2 separate regions of the Homo sapiens genome follow, and region 1 is linked to region 2. A link is an interaction called in ENCODE POLR2A ChIA-PET data of the cell type or tissue named here. Cell type or tissue: PC-9. All regions are shown on one strand.

Region 1 (8,000 bases), 140 kb after region 2:
GTTTTTGTGATGCAGAAACAGAGGCTGAGAGATGAGGTAAAGTGATTTTCTGGCTCTTCCTGACTCTAGAATTTGAGTTCTGACCCATCACGTTATTAGCTGCTACCACTAGCAACTAATTCCTAGGTGAAGTCAGAGTCCTTTTTAAATCTTGACAATAATTGGAGTCTCATGAAAGAATTAGAACCATGCAATTCGATTTTCAACTCTATATTTGATAGTGAATGACAGAATACCAGTCTGATTTGCACCAGAAGTATAAATCAAATTGCACTTCTTCTTCTTCTTTTTTTTTTTTTTTGAGACGGAGTCTCTATCTGTCACCCAGGCTGGAGTGCAGTGGTGCTATCTAGGCTCACCGCAACCTCTGCCTCCCGGGTTCAAGCAATTCTCCTGCCTCAGCCTCTTGAGTAGCTGGGATTACAGGTGTGCGCCACCACACCTGGCTAATTTTTTTTGGTATTTTTAGTAGAGACAGGTTTCACCATATTGGCCAGGCTCGTCTCAAACTCCTGACCTTGTGATCCGCCCACCTCAGCCTCCCAAAGCAAATTGCACTTCTGTTAGTTAAGGTTTCAGCTTGGGTGCAAGGCAGACACCAGGACCTTGGGAAGTCTGAATCACAAATGTACTGTGTGACTCTGACTGCTCTGAGTCTCAGCACCTTCACCTGTAGGGTGGGGTGCCCTGACTCAGTAATTCATACTTATTTCAGTGGACTCCTTTACTCATGAAGTCTTATCTAAGCCTTCAGGTGGAAACCAGAAGACCCATTATCTTTAACGGGTTGTTCTGCTGTAACATATGATGACGCTGTCACCCCAACAAAATGTTCAGGGAACACCTTCTGAGTACTTTGCTTTGATTTTTTTTTTTTTTTTTTTTTTGAGACAGAGTCTCGCTCTGTCATCAGACTGGAGTTGCAGTGGTGCGATCTCGGCTCACTGCAACCTCCACCTCCTGGGTTCAAGCGATTCGCCTGCCCAAGCCTCCCGAGTAGCTGGGATTACAGGCGTACGCCATCACGCCCAGCTAATTTTTGAATTTTTAGTAGAGACAGGGTTTCACCATGCTGGCCAGGATGGTCTCGATCTCCTGACCTCCTGATCCGCCCGCCTCTGCCTCCCAAAGTGCTGGGATTACAGGCATGAACCACCATGCCTAGCCTGCTTTAATGTTTTATAGCTCCTGTTTTCTAAGACAGTGCAAAGCGTTCATTCATCCATTCATTTATGCTGCAAATAGTTAAGGAACGACTGATACAAAGTATTTGAAAGGTGTCAGAATTTAGGATATCAGATGGATAGAGACTGATTTTTTAAAAATCTCTTGAAGGGTTTCGTAACTTCATTATTGTTCTGTAATATAGGAGGAGAACAAATGGGTATTCTGAAAAAAACAAAAACCCGGAGCTGGAAGCCAGGAGGTCCAAACTCTAGCTCTGTATGCACCAACATACAGACATAATCTTTCTGGGTGTCAGTGTCCTCATTTGTAAATTTACAATAACAGGGCCCGCTCTTTTAAACACGTGTAGGAACTCATGGAGAGTGTCCCTAGGAATCACACTCAGAAAATTTGGACCACCCAGACATGGCCCAAAGGGTTTTGTTACTGGGAAGCAGTAATTAGAGGAGATGGAGATGAGGCTGGGCTCCAAGACTTCAATTAAGTGACAAGAGAAAGTGGTCTCCGCATAGCTTGGAATCCTGGGTTGTGCACCCAAGGAAGGGATGCACTGGGTGGCTGGCAGGAGAGACCAAAGCTGGGGCTGAGAGATTGTGAGGAGGGCAATTGTTTTACTATAGCAGGGGTTGGGGGAACTTATAGGGTACAGTCACTCCTCACATTGTCTCCCAGATCCCACCCTGAGGGAATGTGCATCAGATTCCTTTTTTTTCTTTTTTTGGGACAGGGTCTCACTCTGTGGTCGAGACTGAAGTGCAGTGGTGCAGTCTTGGCTTACTACAACTTCCACATCCCAGGCTCAATTGATCCTCCCGCCTCAGCTTCCCTGTAGCTAGGACTACAGGTGTGCACCACCATGCTCAGCTAACTTTTTAATATTTTGTAGAGACAAGGTCTCACCATGTTGCACGAGCTGGTCTCTAACTCATGGGCTCAAGCGAACTTCCCACCTGGACCTCCACAAGTGTTGAGATCGCAGGAGTGAGCCACTGGGCTGGCTGGCTGATTCTTAATAACTGAAAGAGCGAGTCAGGTTGCGAAAGCTGCACCAGGTTGGAGAAGGAGCTTCCGGGCCACCCTGCTTCATCTGTATGGAGTGCTGGTGAGGAGATGCTGCTGTGCCCCAGGGATCTGAAATTCTACACACCTAAAAAAAACTTGCCTTTCCCACCATCCATACAATCATGGGACTGGGGGCTTCCCTGGACCCTCCCTCTCTCCTGGACTGCCTCCCAGCCACCAGGTCCTGCCAACGGTCCCTCACAGAGCTCCTTTCTATCCCTCCCTGCTCCTCCATGCCAGCACAATTCCAGCCCATGTCACTTCTAGTCCAGCCTGTTCTCCTCCAGTTTCAACCCCTCAGTTTGTTTTCCTCCTAAGCCTCTAGACCAGCACTGTCCAAAAGAAATCTAATGTGAGCCACATATGCAATTTTACGTTTGCCAGTGATGACCACATTGACTAATGAATAAGGTATCTGACTTGGGATCAGAAGACTCAGTGTGCCAGTGGCCTCGTTTAGAAAGTAAAAAGGAACAGGTGAATGGAAAACATTTAATAAATTTTAACCCAATATACCCAAATTATTAATACACAAAATTTTAATGAGATATTTTTATGTTTTTTCATACTAAGTTTTTGAAATCTTGTTGCATATACACTTACCGCACATCTCAAATTTGGACTGGCCACGTTTCATATGCTCACTTGCCACAGGTTGCTGGTGGCCCGGACTGGACAGTGCAGGTGTAAATGCAACCTCATCACTTGAGAACTTTCCAAATTCTTTTAGTTCCATGCCCCACCCCCACCCCAAGATAAGCTTCAGTTTCACCTCTGCCTTTCTTTGCAACATCAGGTTTGACCCTTCCCCCAATACCACACACTGCATTCCCACCATACCAAACTTCTGGTGGTTCTCAGTCTGTGGCAGACTCGCTATCGCCCCAGAACCTTTTGTATACCCTATTCTTCCGCCTCCATTTGGGCACACCTCCTCTTTGAAGCCACCCCCCTACCCTAACCTAACTTAAGGCACATAGCGGGCGAAATAATAACCTTTAAAGCTGTATGCATCAAAATCCCCAGAACCTGTGGGTGTGTTACCTTACACGGCAAAGGATCTTCAGATGGGAACATCCCTGGGTTATGTAGGTAGGCTCAAAGGAATCAAAAGAGGCCCTATAAGAAGAAGGAAGGTGGGCCGGGCGCTGTGGCTCACGCCTGTAATCCCAGCACTTTGGGAGGCCAAGGCGGGAGGATCACGAGGTCAGGAGATCTACACCATCCTGGCTAACACGGTGAAACCCCGTCTCTACTAAAAACACAAAAAATTAGCCGGGCGTGGTGGCGGGCGCCTGTAGTCCCAGCTACTCTGGAGGCTGAGGCAGGAGAATGGTGTGAATCCGAGAGGCGGAGCTTGCAGTGAGCCGAGATCGCGCCACTGCACTCCAGCCTGGGCGACAGAGCGAGACTCTGTCTCAAAAAAAAAAAAAAAAAAAAAAAAAAAAAAAAAAAAAAAGAAGAAAGGCGGGTCAGAGTCAGGGAAGGAGAAAGGATGAAGGAAGCAGGAAAAGAGAGATTGGAAGACGCTGCACCACTGGCTTTGAAAATGGAGCGTAGGGTCAGGAGCCAAGGAATGCAGGCAGCCTCCAGAAGCTAGAAAAATCAAGCAAACAATTCTCTTCTAGAGCCCGTAGAAGGAACACAACCCTGCCCAGCACCTTGATTTTAGCCCACTGAGACTGATTTTGGACTTCTGACCTTTAGAACTGTAATAAACTTGCATTGTTTTAAGCCACTAGGCTTTGGTACTTGTTACAGCAGCCTATGGAAACGAATACAAGCACTTTTTCCTTTGAACTCCTATAACTGCTTACCTCCAGCATGCAGCACTGATTTTTGTGTGCTTAGGTTTTCTTGCTTGTCTGTCCACCACACTTGGAGCTCCTTGGAGACAGTTTTTCTCTCATTTACTTTATTTGTGCCTGGGAAGTCAGGACCCCAAATGTCTGTTTTGTTTTGTTTTTTTCCTTTTTTTTTTTTTTTTTTTGAGACAGGGTCTCCCTCTGTTGCCCAGGCTGGAGTGCAGAGGTGTGATCTCACCTCACTGAAACCTCCAACCTCCCAGGCTCAAGCGATCCTCCAACTTCAGTCTCCTGTGTAGCTGGGACTACAGGCGCACACCACCATGCTTGGCTAATTTTTGCATTTTTTGGTAGAGATGGGGTTTCTCTATGTTGCCCAGGCTGGTCTCAAGCTCTTGGACTCAACTAATCTACTTGTCTCGTCCTCCCAAAGTGCTGGGATCATAGACATGAGCCATTGTGCTCGGCCTCTCATTTACTTTAATTTCTCCTACACCCAGCATTGCCCAGCATATAGTAAATGCTCCTTTAAAAAAAAGAATGAATGAAGGTAGTGGAAGGTATTTCTTCTCTGTCTTACAGTGACAGAAGAGCCTCCTGTAAGCCACACCCATGCTGGCAACACTCAAGCATTCACATAACGAAGAAGCCAGGAGCAGTTTCTGTGGCCAGCAGCAGGGGAGTGGAAGGAGGCATTGCAGGAAGAAGCAAGAAGGGCCCCGCAGAGGGCTGCTGTGGCTGCACCTGTCAGGCAGATGTGATATACTCCAGAAACTTTGAAACCAGAAGCATGGAGCTTAAGCTTTAAGGACTGCATGGAGCCAGGTGCAGTGGCTCACACCTGCAATCCCAGCACTTTAGGAGGCTGAGGTGGGAGGATTGCTTGAGCCCAGGAGTTCGAGACCAGCTTGGGCAACATAGACCTGGTGTCCACAAAAAATATTTTTAAAAAAATTAGCTGGGCATGGTGGTGTGCACCTGTAGTCCCAACTAGTTAGGAGGCTGAGGCAGGAGGATTGCCTGAGCCCAGGAACTTGAGGCTACAGTAAACTATGATTGCGCCACTGCACATCAGTCTGGGCACAGAGTGAGATGCTGTTTCAGGAAAACAAAACAAAACAAAGCAAAAACAACAATAACAACAACAACACTGCACTGGATTTGTGAAAAACTGGAAAATAAACAGAATTCTAAGAAAATTATTTTTGTAGCTCCTCAGGTCACTCCAGGGCAGCTGATTGATAAAGTAGCTGCTACACTAAGTCTCAGGGGTGAGATCAGGGCAAGTGTGAAGGTGTAAGGACTGTTCAGTCAAGAAGGATCCGGTGGCAAGGAAGAGCAATAACAAGTGAATGGGAACACACTAAAGCCCCGGCCTGGGGAAAGAAAGGATTAAGCAACTGCGATTTGGAACCAGGAGAGAAAACACTCCCATTGAGAGGTGGATAGACATCTGTGTAGCCTGGGACTTCTGAGGCTTGGCTCTATTGACATCTTGAGCCAGCCAGTTCCTTGTTGTGTCACCGTGGGGGGAGGGGCCACCCTGTGCACTGTAGGATGTTCATTAGCTTCCAGGCCTCTACCCACTGGATGCTAGCAAGTAAAGTCACTACCCCCACCCCCAGTCGTCATAACTAAAAATCTCTCCAGACATTGCCAAATCTCCACTGGGTACCAAGATTGCCCCTCAGTTGAGAACCAATGATTCAGAGGAAGAAATAGGATTGGGGAAGGAGTAGGGATACACTTTAAGGAAGAGCAGTGTAGCTAACAGAAAATAGCAGAGAATAGATCATAAAGCCAGAGGAAAGAGAAAGCTGGTAGGTAAAAGTCTCACCATAGAAGGAGTGACAGCAAAAATGATTGATGGAAGAGGGAACAGAAAGGAAGACAAGCAAAAAGCAGAAAGTAGAGAAAAAGACCTGAAAGGAAGTCTGGGACGACTGTCCAGGGAGTGACGCCAGCCTGAGAGGGAATCGACCTCAAAGCAGGTCAATCCGAGGGTTTAATGACAGGTAACTGACACACAGGGTCAGGGCCCATTAGGCCCATTAGCCTTCTATCAGGACGTAAAGATGTGAGAGCCAGATACATGTCAAATTGCATATACACACATCACTTCCAGGTTTATTATAATAATACTCCAGATAAATGTTGGAACTGAAAGAAGCTTCGATAAGTCTCAACTCGCTTTCTAATTATCATGACGCTCATCAGAGGTTTCAAACCAAATAAACATCACTGAAAGATAGGTTCAGGTTTAAACATCACTAATCAAGCAGAAAGATGGTCAACAATTACCCTGATCTACCACAAACAAAAAGGGATGCAAAACAATTAAGTGAAACTAAACCAAGTCAGCTCATTTTATCTGGCGTTCCTTTGGGATCCTGCATTGCTGGTAAAGATTAGGACCAAAGAATGCAAAACCATGCTGATCTTAAACCATTCACTGCAGACAAGTCAACAACCTCCAAGAGTTGTGTTTGTGTGTTGTTGGGATGTGTGAGGGGAGGAACAGAGAGATCAATGCAAAGATCTTCCAACCATCTGGAGCAAAACCTGGTTGCAACTGCTTGCCCTTTTCTATTCACAATTAGAAGTAGGTTCCACAGGACTATGCTGTACTCTGAAGTTTTTAAAACATTTTGCCTAGGTATTTCCTTGTGGTGATTGCAGAAATGCTCTCTGTGAGTAGTCTTCATAATCTCCTAGTTTTGTGAGAGTTCTAGGTCTGATAAAAACCTGTTTCTGGGCCGGAGATAGAACTGGAAGGACAGTTTGCAAAAGTGCCAGAACTCCACAAGTTGTGAAACCTCATCTCATTCTTCTCATGCCAGCATTCCCATGTAAATCAGTGATTGTTTGCCTCTAGGAAGACAGGTCCAATGGATATAGCTCAGCTTTGCTGCAGAGAGCTCTGGGGCTAATATACAGAGGTGGGAACTTATGGGGCCAGCTGGTTAACAGAACTGCAGAAAGAAGATTGTGCCTGAGCACTAACTCAGGCAATGTCAGGGTTACTGGTTATGGTGGTGGACCATGGGCCTTCCCTGGTTTGCATTATGTCCCTGGGCAAACATACTGGATGCAGTCTATCTCTTAGGCAAAAACTACCTAGCTGCTTACTTCTCCAAAGGACAGTTTAGTGTAGTGATGACAGCGTGAGCTCTGGTGCCGAAACTGCCCTTATAACTGTACCTTAGGGATCTAATAAAATCACTGCCTCAGTTTCCATATCTTTATTTTTATTTGCCTTTTCTTGAGATGGAGTCTTGCTCTGTTGCCCAGGCTGGAGTGCAGTGGTGTGATCTTGGCTCACTGCAACCTCTGCCTCCCGGGTTCAAGCAATTCTCCTGTTTCAGCCTCCTAAGTAGCTGAGACTACAGGCATGCCCACCACACCCAACTAGTTTTTGTATTTTTAGTAGAGATGGGGTTTCACCACTTTGGCCAGGCTGGTCTCGAACTCCTGACCTCAAGTGATCTGTTCAGCCTCGGCCTCCCAAAGTGCTGGGATTACAGGTGTGAGCCACTGCGCCCCACCAGTTTCCACATCTTTAAAATGCAGACAATAATAGAATCAGTGACAGAAGATTTTGATAAGGCTTAAATGTGATAATACCTGAATAGTGCTTAGAATAATGTCTACATGTACCAAATGGTCAATAAATATTTGTTATTCTTTATTTGTTGTTCCAAATTCTTGGAAAATTATCATCATCCATTAAAAGCTTATAGGAATATAGCTTTCTTGGCATTATATCATGAACAGGCCTCTATTATTTTTGTTGTTTGTTTTCTTAATTGTTCTGTTGCTCAGGCTGGAGTGCAGTGGCATGATCATGACTCACTGCAGCCTCAGATTCTCAGGCTCAAGCGATCTTCCCACCTCAGCCTCCTGAACAGATGGAACTACAGGTGTGCACTACCACACCCAGCTAAT
Region 2 (8,000 bases):
GCCCTCGCTTTCTGTTTTCTGTCCTACTGGACATTACCAGCTCAGACTTGTTCCAGCTGTGACTTCCAAAGCAATAATTTTGTAAACTAAACTGTGATGAACAGAAGGGATTAAGGAGATACCAGAAAAGGGGTATTTGTGGATTTGAACTGCAGTTTATGCTTTTGCTTTCCATGCCTTGCAGGATGTTTTGACCAGAGGGAATTTCCCTGCCCAGGGCAGAGAACAGCCCCAAGGCAGGGGCGGAGGCAGAGATCTTTGTATGTAAATAGTGCTTTCTGATCTAGGTCCACACTGGGAGGGGCGGTGACTCAGGCTTCACACTTAGGAACAGCCTCAAATTCGAATCCTTAATGTTCTCTCCAAATAAGATTAAATCATCCCCAAAGCTACTGAAAGATATTCTTCATACAGCTTCAAACCTATGTCTATTACCAGACTACACAGCCTATCAGGAACCATGGACCAATTGTTTTTGGTTTTTTTGTTTGTTTTTGTTTTGAGAAAGAGTCTTGCTCTGTTGCCCAGGCTGTAGTACAGTGGTGCAGTCTCAGCTCACTGCAACCTCTGCCTCCCGGGTTCAAGCGATTCTCCTGCCTCAGCCTCCCTAGTAGCTGGGATTACTGGGGCACATACCACGCCCGGCTAATTTTTGTATTTTTGGAAGAGACTGGGTTTCACCGTGTTGGCCAGGCTGGTCTCGAACTCCTGACCTCAAGTGATCCACCTGCCTCAGCTTCCCAAAGTGCTGGGATTACAGGCATGAGTCACTGCACCTGGCTTCTACTGTTTTTTGTTTTTAATTTTCTAGCAGTCATAATTTATTTTGTGAGTGTTTTTAAATTGTTGTATAAGAGATGTATGTTTATAGTTTATGTAATTAGTTTTTGATTATGAGTATTTTAGTATAATATATTGTATACTGTGCTTTTTTTTTGGCTTTTTTTTCTAAGAGTCTTGCTCTCTCACCCAGGCTGGAGTGCAGTGACGAGATCTCAGCTCACTGCAACCTCTGCCTCCCAAGTTCAAGCAATTCTCCTGCCTCAGCCTCTGGAGTAGCTGGGATTACAGGCGCCCACCACCACGCTCAGCTAATTTTTGTATTTTTAGTAGAGTCTGGGTTTCACCATGTATTTCTGTTTTAAAGGCTTTCATTTGTTAAATGTGAACATTTAAAATATATTGTGAGTTTGGAATTTATTTCTCAACTTTTTATTATTATTTTTAGAATATCTTAGAATTGTTCATTTGCTTTATCCAACAATGCACACACATCAGTCTCAGAATAACAATATTAAATACACTTACTCCAATATAATTACTGAAAACGTTAAAAAAAAACTTTTTTTGCATATGTTCTTACCATTCTTTCGCCATTTTAAGAGGTGCACATTGACAGATCATAAAACCATTATATACTGTACTCTCTTTTTTTTGAGACAGAGTCTTGCTCTGTCACCCAGGCTGGAGTGCAGTGGTGGGATCTCGGCTCACTGCAACCTCTGCCTCCTGGATTCAAGTCATTCTCCTGCCTCAGCCTGGGACTACAGGCATGTGCCATCATGCCCAGCTGATTTTTGTATTTTTAGTAGAGACGGGGTTTCACCGTGTTGACCAGGCTGGTCTTGAACGCCTGACCTCAGGTGATCCACCCACCTTGGCCTCCCAAAGTGCTGGGATTACAGGGGTGAGCCACCACACCCAGCCTACTGTACTCTCTTCTTTTGAAACCTCATATTATCCTTGTTCTACAATTCACTATATAGTTAATGCTCAATACCTATCCTTACATCGTCTCTATAGACATTTTAATTTTTCCCAACTTTTTATTTTGAAAAATTGAGAATCTCCAGAAGAGTTGAAAGATATTACAGTGAGGTTGGGCTCACACTTGTAATCCTAGCACTTTGGGAAGCTGAGGCAGGAGGATGGCTTGAGCCCAGGAGTTCAAGGCTGCAGTGAACTAGGGTTTGCCACTGCACCCCAGCCTGGCGACAGAGACCCTGTCTCTTAAAGAAAGAAAAAGAACGATAGTATAATGAATATATCCTTCACCAAATTTACCAATTGTTAACATTTTATAAATTTTCTTTATTTCTGTCTCTATTTCCATATATATGGAAACACACACACACACACACACACAATTTTTCTTGCTAAATAATAAAGTTGCAGAAATCATAGCACTTCACTCCAAAATACTACACCAAGCATTTCCAGAGAATAAGAACATTTTTCTAGTAATGAAAATTTTATCATGGCTGGTCGTGGTGGCTCACACCTGTAATCCCAGCACTTTGGGAGACTGAGGCGGGCGGATCACCTGAGGCCTGGAATTCAAGAACAGCCTGGCCAACATGGTGAAACCCCGTCTCTACTAAAAATTCAAAAATAGCTGGGTGTGGTGGTTCACACCTGTAATCCCAGCTATTCAGGAGGCTGAGGCAGGAGAATTGTTTGAACCCGGGGGGCAGAGGTTGCAGTGAGCTGAGATCATGCCACTGCACTCCAGCCTGGGCGACACACCAAGACTCCATCTAAAAAAAAAAAAAAAAATAGGCCGGGCGCAGTGGTTCAGACCTGTAGTCCCAGCACTTTGGGTGGCCGAGGTGGGCGGATCATGTGGTCAGGAGATCTAGACCATCCTGGCCAACATGGTGAAACCCCGTCTCTACCAAAATACAAAAAATTAGCTGGGCGTGGTGGCGGATGCCTGTAGTCCCAGCTACTCGGGAGGCTGAGGCAGGAGAATCGCTTGAACCCGGGAGGCGGAGGTTGCAGTGAGCCAAGATTGCGCCACTGCACTCCAGCCTGGCGACACAGCAAGACTCTGTCTCAAAAAAATAAAAATAAAAATAAATAAATAATAAATAAAAAATTAGTCGGGCATGGGGGCGCACACCTGTAATCCCAGCTACTCGGTGGCTGAGGCAGGAGAATCGCTTGAACCCAGGAAGCAGAAGTTACAGGGCGCCAAGATAGCACCACTGCACTCCAACCTGGGCGACAGAGCGAGACCCTGTCTCAGAAAGAACAAAACAAAACCAAAAAGGAAATGTTATCACAACTTTTAAAAATGGACATACAGTCTCTGTTGTCTGTTATACAGTCCATATTCAAGTGACCCTGGTTATCTTTATCTAAGACTCAACAAAAAATGTACACATTGCATTTGGTTGTTATGTCTCTTTAACCTCTTGTCACCAAAAACAGTTCTTCCCCACCTTGCTTTCTGTTTTGCTGAGCAATGACTCTTTTGAAGAGTCCAGGACAGCTCTTGTGCAGAGTGTTCCACATTCTGAGTCTGATTCCTCATGAATAAGTTCAGGACAAACCATTTTTTCAGCTAACATTCTTCACAGGTGACACTGTGCACTTTCTATTGCATCATATTGGGAGGCACAAGGTATCAGGTGACCCTACTGTTGGAGAGGCTATGATTATTTAGATAAGGCAGTTTCTTCAGAAATTTAGAAAAAAAAAATTTTTTTTTTTTGAGATGGAGTCTCACTCTGTCGCTCAGGCTGGAGTGCAGTGGTGCAATCTTGGCTCACTGCAACCTTCGCCTCCCGGGTTCATGCCATTCTCCTGCCTCAGCCTCCCGAGTAGCTGGGATTACAGGTGCCCATCACCACGCCCAGCTCAATTTTTTTTTTTTTTTGTAGTGTTAGTAGAGATGGAGTTTTAGCATCCCAGCCAGGCTGGTCTTGAACTCCTGACCTCATGATCCACCTGCCTCGGCCTCCCAAAGTGCTGGGATTACAGGTGTGAGCCACCGCACCCAGCCAGAAATCTTTAGATTTCTTTTCTATCAAGGTACATTTCCCCCACCCCTTGTGGTTAATAAATAATCTGTAGGGTGATTCCCTGAGGCTATATGAAAATCCTATTTTGAGCTGTCTTTCACTCAGTAGTTTTAGCATTCATGGATGCTTTTGGGGAATCAATTACTATGTCAAGGATTGCAAAATGGTGATTTATAATGAGAACTGTATCTCATTCCCTCTCCATTTACTAACTGCATTCTCCATCTTTCTCTTCTGTGTATTAGAGGGCTCACTGACTTTTTTTTTTTTTTTTTTTTTTTTTTTTGAGACAGGGCTTTACTCTTTCACCCAGGCTGGAGTGTAGTGGCTGATCACAGCCCACTGCAGCCTCGACTGCCTTGGGCTCAGGTGATCCTCCCACATCAGCCTCCCAAGTAACTGGGACTACAGGCATAAACCACCATACCCGGCTAATTTTTGTATTTTTTTGTAGAGGTGGTTTTGCCATGTTGACCAGGCTGATCTCTAACTCCTGGCCTCAAGTGATCCACCCACCTTGACTTCCCAAAATGCTGGGATTACAGGCATGAGTCACTGCACCTGGCCTGTTCAACAGACTTTCAATTTGTGAACAGTTTTACCCTTAAAGGAAAACTGGTAAGATACTACAGGCAGTGCCCATACCGCCCACATCTCATTTCCCTTAATATTAACACATTAGTATGACTCATTTGTTATAATTAATGAACCCATATTACTACATTATTGTTAACTGAAGTCCGCACTTTATTTTGATGTCCTCCGTTTTTCCCTAATGTCCTTTTTCTTTTCCAGGATGCCACCCTACATCTAGCCATTGCGTCTCCTCCCCTTGGTTGTGACAGTTTCTCAGACTTACCTTGTTTTTTGTTTGTTTGTTTTCGTCTTTTTTTTTTTTTTTTTTTTGAGACAGAGTCTCACTCGGTCATCCAGGCTGGAGTGCTGCAGTGGCACGATCTCGGCTCACTGCAACCTCCGCTCCCTGGATTCAAGCGATTCTCCTGCCTCAGCCTCCCGAGTAGCTGTGATTATAGACATCCACCGCCATGCCCAGCTAATTTTTTGTATTTTTAGTAGAGACTGGATTTCACCAAGTTGGCCAGGCTGGTCTTGAACTCCTGACCTCAAGTGATCCACCCACCTCAGCCTCCCAAAGTGCTGGGATTATAGGCATGAGCCACCATGCCTGGCCACACTTGCCTTGGTTTTGATGACCTTAACAGTATTGAAGAGTACTGTTCAGACATTTTTGTAAAATGTCCTTCAATTTCAATTTGTCTGATGTTCTTCCTCATGATTAGACTGGGGTAATGGGTTTTGGTGAGGACACCAGGGGGTAAAATGCCACTGGAATCACATCACCTCCAAGGCATATACTGCCAGCAAGTGAGGAGACCTGCCACAGCTTCTCAAGTATCTACATAAAGTGTTTCGAATTCATCTGCTGGGGGGGATTTGTCTCTTCTCCCCCATTTGTTTATCTATTCAATCATTTCCTTATGTAAGTATGGACTCATGTAATACTTGGGGTTATAATCCTATAGTAATGTCTTTACTGTGTTATTCAAATGGCTTGAGCTCCAGCCTGGGCAACATAGCGAAACTCTGTCTCTACAAAAAGCACAAAAGGCGGGGTGCAGTGGCTCACGCCCGTATTCCCAGCACTTTGAGAGGCCAAGGCGGGTGGATCATGAGGTCAGGAGTTTAAGACCAGCCTGGCATGGTGAAACCCCGTCCCTACTAAAAATACAAAAATTAGCTGGGCACGGTGGCACGTGCCTGTAATCCCAGCTACTCGGGAGGCTGAGGCAGGAGAATCGCTTGAGCCCAGGAGGCGGAGGTTACAGTGAGCCAAAATTGCGCCACTGCACTCCAGCCTGGGGGACAGAGCGAGACTCCATCTCAAAAAAAAAAAAAAAAAAAAAAGAAAGAAAAAAATACAAAAAGAAAATTAGCCAAGTGAGGTGGCCCACATGTGTAGTTCCAGCTACTTGGGAGGCTGAGGCAGGAGAATGGCTGGAGCCCAGGAGATGGAGGCTGCAGTGAGCTGTAATCGTGCTTCTGCACTCCAGCCTGGGCTATAGAGTAAGACCCTGTGTCAAAAAAAAAAAAAAAAAAAATCCCCAAAATCCCAAATTGCTCCAGCTTGGCCATTGGGAGCTTTTCAGCTGATTCCTGCGTCCCTCTGGCACAACCCTGTCATTGCAGTATTTTTGGTTAGTTTTTTCCTTTAAGTGTGTCCTTACTTTTTGGCACTACAAGATGCTCTAGGCTCTTTGTGTATGTTTTCTTTTTTGGGGGCGGGGGAGGGGGACAGAGTCACCATACCTGGCTAATTCTTTGTATTTTTCAGTAGAGACGGGGTTTCGTCATGTTGGCCAGGCGGGTCTCAAACTCCTGGCCTCAAGTGATCTGCCCACCTCGGTCTCCCAACGTGCTGGGATTACAGGCGTGAGCCACCGCACCTGGCCCCTTCATGTGTATTTTCTGCCCTGGCCCTAGAGTCAGCCAGTTCTTCAAGGACCTCTGTTTCCTTTTACTGGGGTACACTAGACAGAAACCAAGATCGGGGTGCTAGGTGTGCCTATTGCTCCTGGAATGTCATTACTTCTGGGCCATCTCCCCTGAAAAAGCAAAGAAACATATGTGTGTACGTGAACCTGAGCACACACACCCATCTTTAAGAATTTCTACGTGGAATCACTGTGTGTATATAAGCTAAACATGAGTTCACAGCATCTCCAACTCCAATCCAGGACCACACGGATCATTCTAGCCTCTCCTTGTTCATATGTAACCTCCTCCTCCAACAGGGTGGAACCTGGTTCCCACTATCTGCCATCTACTTACTTAACTGCTTGTTTATTTAAAAAAAAAAATTAAAATGTTAGTACCATCACTGCCGTGATTCTCTCTGATGCCCTAATTGTCCCAAATCTGGCCAGTGGGATCCCTTTCAACCTTTTCCTCTCCCACATCTCCATCAGTCTTCAACCACAGCTCACTGTTTTCTGGCATAAGCAGATATTCTAGAAATCAGCCATATCCTCAAAGATGCCTAATTTCTTTTTTCCCCTAATTCCTTTTAATAGGGAAGTTGTTGTGTTTAGAGAGTGAGAGCTAGGTGCCTAGTTTGCTAATTGCCACTGGGTTATTATTGCGTCTAGGCCATTTTAGTGGACAGAGCTCATTATATCTATATAATACATTTTTACTGATACTTCCAATCATACCCAAATCCAACACTGGGGGCAGAATTATGAAGTGTTTGAGAAAATCCATAGAGAAATGATGGACAGTTGTCTCATGGGATGGAGAATAGTTTATAGGAATACATTTTGTTTTTCCTTTTCCCCCCCTTTCCTTCCTTTTTTATTCTTTCATGAACTTCAGGCTCAGAATTGAGTTAATCCTTCTTTTCATTCATAGTTCGTTATCAGCACAAGGTATGCAATGCACGTTTGTTTATTTTTCTCCTTCATACCACACAGCCACTCAAGTGATTTTTTTATTACATAAATCAGATCATGCCACTCCTTCACTCTCAACCCTCCCACGCTTCCCATCACACTTGGAGCAAAACCCCAAATTCCTGCCATGGTCAACAAGACCTTGCAGAACCTTGCTCCTAGTTACCCTCCAACGTTTTCCTTCTCTCTCTCTCTCTCCTCTCCAGCCACTCTGGCCTCATTGTTCTTCAACTTACCAGAGATATTCCAGCCCTAAGGCCTGTACATGGAATATGCTTCCTCTGTCTCCAGGTAGCTCCCTCCCTTCTGCAACCAGACCTCTGTTCACATTCCCCCTACCCTACCCAAAGTAGCTCTCTCCATTGCCCTCTCTGCTCTTCTGTGTTTGATTCTTCTTCCTGGCCCTTGTCACTCCCCACCTTGTATTGGTCAACTGTTTTATTGTCTATATTCCACACGAGAATGTTAAGCAACACAATGGCAAGACTTAGATTTATTCCATTTATTCCCTGCTGTTTTCCCAGCCCCTAGAACCTGTGGCTGGTGCATAGAACAGGCTTCATCACTGCATGTGGAGCAAGTTCCCACTCGCATTCTCCTCTCCCCAGTTTAGCACCAATTCAAATAAGGTATGTTCTTATATATAAGCTTATAAAATGCTTAGTACTGTATTTATGATGTCAATGTAGATTTGTTTGGGAGGGCAGTTATCAGTTTGGGAAAA

The links. ChIA-PET counts read pairs that join two places held together with the same protein. Peaks named below come from ENCODE experiments on the same cell type or tissue, not always from the same donor. Only the 100,000 strongest peaks of a DNase experiment are listed, where the experiment ranks them.
Region 1: POLR2A ChIA-PET joins it to region 2 with 19 read pairs; 5 of 35 experiments call an interaction of 5 or more read pairs at or near these places.

What each region holds. Positions count from the first base shown.
Region 1 is chr18:59,704,235-59,712,234 of GRCh38, reverse strand. No RefSeq gene overlaps it. Among named protein-coding and RNA genes, the nearest start is that of CCBE1, 11 kb to the right of the region's middle. RefSeq lists a silencer at 5,463-5,646. In PC-9, no CTCF peak of the experiment used is centred here; DNase peaks (open chromatin) are centred at 6,864 and 7,914.
Region 2 is chr18:59,839,546-59,847,545 of GRCh38, reverse strand. No RefSeq gene overlaps it. Among named protein-coding and RNA genes, the nearest start is that of PMAIP1, 56 kb to the left of the region's middle. RefSeq lists enhancers at 71-150, 1-152 and a silencer at 115-409. In PC-9, CTCF peaks have their summits at 6,888 and 7,088; DNase peaks (open chromatin) are centred at 255 and 3,385; H3K27ac peaks cover 1,484 bases.